Regions from separate parts of the Mus musculus genome. Here region 1 is linked to region 2. Evidence: chromatin contacts called from ENCODE Hi-C or POLR2A ChIA-PET data. All regions are on one chromosome and are shown on one strand. Each heading gives the region's core, a stretch centred on a gene start or an enhancer-like site at or near the end of the contact. The rest is flanking DNA. Distances are from core to core; before and after follow the strand shown. Region 1 holds the start of H2az1 (H2A.Z variant histone 1). Region 2 holds the start of Cisd2 (CDGSH iron sulfur domain 2).

Evidence for each region. Hi-C counts contacts between places; a loop is a spot of excess contacts on that map. ChIA-PET counts read pairs that join two places held with the same protein, here RNA polymerase II (POLR2A).
Region 1: a map of left cerebral cortex shows a loop between it and region 2 (5-fold over the local background). The contact joins the promoter of H2az1 here to the promoter of Cisd2 in region 2. A Hi-C loop is called at or near these places in 1 of 37 maps with a recorded cell type or tissue (left cerebral cortex). POLR2A ChIA-PET finds 5 or more read pairs at or near these places in 1 of 5 experiments (embryonic stem cell).

What each region holds. Positions count from the first base shown.
Region 1 is chr3:137,862,876-137,865,917 of GRCm38, forward strand. H2az1 (H2A.Z variant histone 1) reads left to right here and starts at 1,612. Exons shown (of 5, transcript NM_016750.3): 1 at 1,612-1,821; 2 at 2,258-2,335; 3 at 2,645-2,758. The coding sequence starts at 1,819. Gm43403 (predicted gene 43403) reads right to left here and starts at 1,451. Exons shown (of 2, transcript NR_169184.1): 1 at 1,090-1,451; 2 at 812-962.
Region 2 is chr3:135,422,102-135,425,257 of GRCm38, forward strand. Cisd2 (CDGSH iron sulfur domain 2) reads right to left here and starts at 1,332. Exons shown (of 3, transcript NM_025902.3): 1 at 1,158-1,332. The coding sequence starts at 1,260.

The sequences.
Region 1 (3,042 bases), core at 362-2,861, 2.4 Mb after region 2:
GCCTCTCAAGGGCTGGTATTAAGGATGTAGGTTGCCACCATCACAGCAGGCCAGTCCTTAGGTGTCTGAAATGCCATCGTTGTAGAGTTGACTAGCATTCTGCTTATGACTCTTCTGATGCAGCCTTCTAGGTGCTGGGATGTCAGGAGCCTCAGTTGTTTTCGGCATGTGATGACATCATTACAATTCCTTAGTTCCAATAAGCCTCGGAATCAATATTGTTTGGAGTCTCTCCTCTAGCATTAATGTCCTGGTATCAGAGAGTTCCTCTAATTTCATAAAATCTCCCAAACTTAAGTACTAATAATGTGGAGTTTACGCTTCAATATTCTCTTCATATTACTATTCAATTATGTAAAAAGTATAAACCGGTGATATAACTCGACGGGTGCTAGCTGTGTGAGAGTTGACTACCTGATACCTGAGTTTATCTCTGGAACCCTGGAAAGAGAGCACTCACTCAAGTTGTCATCCGATTTCCACAACTATAGTAATGAGGTGAGCACCCGCGCCCACCCACATGGCCACACAATCATGTTTAATTGAAAAGTGCTACGTATTAATATAAATGCGAAATTCGCAAGACTCAGATAATTATGGTCTCCAAGCAGCGAGTGATAAATGCAGGTGCTGTAGATCTACTAACTGCACGTCTAAGTGGCTGGCATCAGGACAGTACCGTGTGTACAAGTCTATTTTTTTTTTTAAGCCCAGCATTTGTAACTGATTACATGAACCATCTGTAACTGCTTGTGAATCATGTTACAGTTACCCCACTGACATTTACCAACATTTGTCATGTGGCAAAATGTTTTAGTGTAGGAAAGCTGACACATAATAGCTTTAATGTTTCAACAAATCAACTTTAGACACTAGGCTATAGGTGCATCCCATTGATGCGAAGTCTTCGCAAAAATATGGCCGGTGACTTCATTATAAAAAACCGCTTCATCCCAAGCTTCCTGTGTGTAGACAAAATTACTTGTTATCCCCACGGTAACTTGGCTCCACTGTTGTTATGAGACAGGATGAGGGGGGTGAGGGGTAACAAGAGGTGAGGACAGAAGTGGAGGAAGATGAAAAAACTACCGGGGGTGGGGTAGGTGACACTTTTATCAGGGAAGTGGTTCACCAAGTAGAGGCCGAGCTGAGCTCTTCTTGCCGGACGCCTTCGAGCCACCTGTCAGAAGGCAGGACTCTGAAGGAAACCGAGATCTGCGGACACGAAAGGCCAGGCCAGAGGGCAACCGAGAGGCGCCGGTTGTCAGCGAGGGGGCCAGGCTAGACCGGGAGGGAAGCTCACGTGGTCTCCGGAGCACCGCGGGGGAGTGGAGGGGGGGAGGCTGCAGCGGGGAGGACGCCAGCGCGCGCTCCTCCCCAGCCTTCCAGCTCCTCCCTCCAGGCACGTGACACCACCGTCCACTCGCTCGGTGGCGCAGCGCTCTGTTGCTGCCCTCCCGCCGCGGCGCCCCTTCTTCTCCCGGTCCTCGTCCCGCCGCATCTCCTCCCCCCCTAACTCATCCCCCACGCGCCAATCATCGCTCGAGCTCCCGAGCGCCCGCCCCGCCACTCCGCTGTGCGTTCTCCCATTGGCTGGAGCCTCAAGGACGCGTCCCGAGGGCGGGAGGCAACCATTGGTGGGCCGAACCGGCCGAGTTCCCGGATGAGGGAACATTCTGCAGTATAAAGGGCGCGAGGAAGGCGGGAGACGGCGCAGTTTGAATCGCGGTCCGACGGAGGAGTGGGCGCTGGGATCTCGCTGAGCGTCCGCCTGGCCTCGTCTCTTCCTCGCTCGTCGGAGCTTCAGCACGGTCCGAGATGGTAACGTGAAGAGTGACGGCGGGCGGCCGCGGGCTGCAGGCTCCGAGCGGGCGGGGCCGCCGTCCCCGGGGCTGGGAGAGGCGGCGGCGGCGGCGAGTGGGAGCGTGCGGGGACGGGGTCGGGACGAGCGGAGGGGAGGTGTTTTCGGAGCCCCGGAGCTCCAGGCGGGAGGCGACGGTTGGGGGGGCGCGCACGGCGCGGCTGGGAGCCGGCGCGGGGGCGCGCAGCCGCGGCGGGCTCGCGGCAGGGGTCGGCGGGGGAGAAGGGCGGGCGGGGGGCGAGCGGCGGCCCGGGGTCCCCGGCGGGGCGGGCGGCGGGCGGCCGAGCGCGCGCTCGCTCGCCTCCAGGACGCGCTGTGGTGGGGGAGGGGCGCGCCGCCTTGGTAATTCTATCTTCTCCGTCCCTCCCGGGCTCGCGGGCGTCGGCGGCGCCGCAGGCTGGCGGTAAGGCTGGAAAGGACTCCGGAAAGGCCAAGACAAAGGCGGTTTCCCGCTCGCAGCGAGCCGGCTTGCAGGTGGGTAGCAACTGCCGCAGTCGGGTGACCGGGCCTTTATGTTTGCACCCCCCTTGCTTGTTTGTCTGCACCCTCCATGGGTGTTCCATCTTAGCATGAGTGATGTGTCGCGACTTGGCCCTGCGGAGACAGTGAATACTGGGGTTTGGGGAGGGGGGGCGTCGGATCACATGTGTGTTAACTGGCGGGGCGCGTTGGTGCACCACCACCGTCCTTGGCTTTGGCGCGCACATCTTATCTTAACGAATTTCCTATCTTTGTGCATTTTTTTTCTTGTTTGTTCGTTTGTTTGTGTGCATAAAAATCAAGTTCCCTGTGGGCCGTATTCATCGACACCTGAAATCTAGGACAACCAGCCACGGACGTGTGGGCGCGACCGCCGCTGTGTACAGCGCAGCCATCCTGGAGTACCTCACCGCAGAGGTAAGCGGGAGTACGCCTGTGATCTGGAAAAGCTCTGGGGGGGCGGGGGAAAGTGGCGAGAGAGGAGGAAAGTGATGCAAGAAAACTCGCAGGCCCTAAGAGCGGCGCGCAGACCGAGGGAGCGCTAGAGGGAGCTCGCGTTCAGCCGAGGAGGCTGCTGGGCCAGAGTGTGCTGCTCCTGCAAATGCAATTGCGTGCCCCTTCGGGGTTTTTTGGGTGGTTTTTTTTTTTTTTTTGCATAATTCTGCATAATTTTATCATTCAGGTAGTAGGGAATGACAACA
Region 2 (3,156 bases), core at 82-2,581:
CTAATCTCTTTCATACACTCTACTGGATCTAATGTTTAAACACGTTAAAAGCTTAAAACCTACTTGTTAACAGAGCAGTTGTCAGTGACAATTAAAAAAAAAATCTCTCTGTTAAAGTCTGTATGGTATAGGTGTATCCATATAAACACATGAGTCTCTTTTGTTTTTACTTTTTATCCCTGGGAGGGGCGAGTATCAAATGCACATCTGTTTGAGGAACTCACTCAGGAAAAGCCAAACTGCAAACAAAATAATTTCCTTGGAATGGGGCTGACACCCATCTCCAAATACTCCTCAACAATTTGGTATGAACTCCATCTTCTGGTACACGGAATTACTTTTTCTTCCAAGTCTCCCAATTATTGTATTTCAAGTCAAATGTCTCTAGACTACTCACCTCCGAGTTATCTAAATTCATGTTTGCATTCGCTGATATTAGGGACCTCAGGCACTGCTGATTTTGTCACCATCTCATACAGTCTGCGGACACGGTTTAGAAAAATTTAACCTACACCATCATGCTCCAAACCCAACACAATCTATCAAGTACTGACTGCATTCTGCATATAGTCAAGATATTTATTACTGAGCTGCGGGAACCTTTTCATACAGGCAGAACCTTAATTCACAATAGATTCAATGCTCCAAAATCATAGAGCCTAGGAATACATCCGGCTACTTTTTCTGCACCTCAACTTGCTCCAGGAACTGTAGTTATGGAGGTGACCTCAAATGCCTCCATGATAGGTGACTTCAAGCCTCCAAGTGCTGTCGGGAAGGGAGGTCACTGGTGATTTCGTTAATACAGGCATCATACACGGGCATGGCGTGGAGGCAGTACTTCTTCCCCACGCGCTGGGCGCCTCACACAGCGAGGACTTGGAAAGTGCTTTACAAGATGCATGCGACAGTGAGTTCAGGAACGAGCCGCGTCGCTCCTACCTCAGCACCTACTCCCCGGCATTAACCCGTTGGGTCGGTCGCCCGGGAAAGGAACCCTTCCCGGGGCCGCCTCGCGCCGCGCAGGCGCACGCCGGCCGCGGGTCACGTGCCAAGGCCTGACGCCCCGCCCCGGCCCGCCCCGCGCCGCGCCGCGCTCTCCACCGCTGCCCCCACGGGGGCGGCGCGCGAGGATGGGACGGCGGCGGGAGGGTTACCTGTGAGGCGGGCGAACCCGGTGATGCTGTCGGGGACCGGGAGCTGCTTGAGGTAGGCGGGCAGCTGCACCTTCACGATGCGGGCCACGCTGTCCAGGACCATCCTGCCGCCGGCGGCGTCCGCTGCCCGGCTGCTGCGCTTGCGTGAGAGCGGAAGCGGCCGGCGGGCTCGCGGGCTCGGGCGGGAGGTGGCCCGCCGGGCCGCGATTGGCGCGCGGCGAGTGACGTGCGCGCTGCGGAGCGGAGCCGAGCGCAACGCAGCGCCCAGCGTACGGAGCCCGGCCTGTCCTCGGCTCGGCTGCGGGGGTGGGCGTCCGCTTTCGACCCTTGACGTCTGCGGAAGCGGGTGGCCGGGTTTTGAAAGAAACCCAAAGTTACCCACTGATTGTTTTTTCCTCCGCAACTTTAGTCAGTTCTGCCCAAGCAGTCAAAGGCTTTTCTTTTTAAAGGGGGGAAATGTGTTTGCCCCCCACCCCCTTTTTTAGACAGTCATGTAACCCAGCCTGAACTGACATTCAGGAGGCTGATAACTATGAGTATCTTCATCTTCCAAATGCTGGGATAACCACGCTTGTCTTGTGGAGTTTCTGTGACACGGGGCTTACGTCTTGTAAAATGTAAAGGTATTGGAGTGGTTTTACTTACCTATCTTGGCTGAGGTTAGAATAGCCAGGGTAATGCATTCGCTGTGGAGTTAAGGGCTTTTGACCCAGGAGCCTACTGTTGAATAGCAAGCTAGTCAGATGAGCAGGCTTGAAGGTCACTGAGGATGGACCGACCCCAAGTTCAGTCTGCAGCTTACAATCCTCGGAACTGAAACTGCAACTCTGATTACTGGTCAAAAAAAAAAAAAAATCTCTGGCCTTGGTGAAAACATGACATTCTAAACTGAGCCAAAGATCTTAAGTTTGCTATCTGGTGCTGAAAAGGAGAGCTTTCTGGGAAGAATAAAGGTGTAACCACTGTTCTCCCTCCTTTATGAGTTCATCCAAATGGGCCTATCAAGGAAATCGGAAAATTGTCTATTCAAGAGACTTAAATAGTACAAAGCCTACTTAAAAAACATGTCACAACACCATAGTTTAGCTGTTATCCACTGTCACCTCATGAAATTGTTCACCTCTATAGTGTTCCCTTTGGTCTCTTCTCCCCTTTGTGAGTACCCTACTTTATCATTTAATAAACTCTTGTCTTCACTATCCTGTGTCTCGTTTAAATTCTTTAAACAGACCACAAGTACTAGAGCTAAGGGAAGGCCAGAGCAAGTACCTGGTAAAAGTATCCTGGAAACTTGACATCAGTGTTCTGTAACATTCAGCATTTGGTATGCCCACGTAACATCGAGCTGTAATCAGCTTTATTTTTTTGTTGGTATTTTAAGTTTGAAAAGTAAACTGTTGGGGGGGGGTGGGTATGGGGGACCTTTGGGATAGCATTGAAAATGTAAACGAGGAAAATACCTAATTTAAAAAAAAAATCTAAAAAAAAAAAAAGAAAAGTAAACTGTTCTTTGAACTGTTTAAATTTAACTCTGATCATTTTTTTCACTAAAACACTAAAAAGAAAAGTAGCAGGTGATGAAAAGTTTTTTTAAAATTACTATCATTTTTAACCTGATCAGATTGACCAAGTACAATTGGATAATTGAAGGTTTTTGGATATAGAACATGTCTATGAGCTATGGCATAGCAAATGATACACCAAAAAGTGGTGATTTAAAAGATTACTGTTTCCATTAGGATTTCCATATTTCCATTCCTTTTGGGAGGTTAGGTTTTTTGTTTATTTGTTTTGTTTTGTTTGTTTTTGTCTGAAGGAAAAAAGGTCCCAAAGTTGTTTGTCTTAAAAGGAGTGAAATTTAAGCATTCTTGCCCTCTGAACTGTATTACCTCTGCTAATCAGGTATACCGTCCTTGTGGAAATGGTTGAAGTAGGAGGTAAGTTGAACATAGGGTACACTGAAGAATGTCTGCGAAAGGACATTGGATATTTCTTTTAA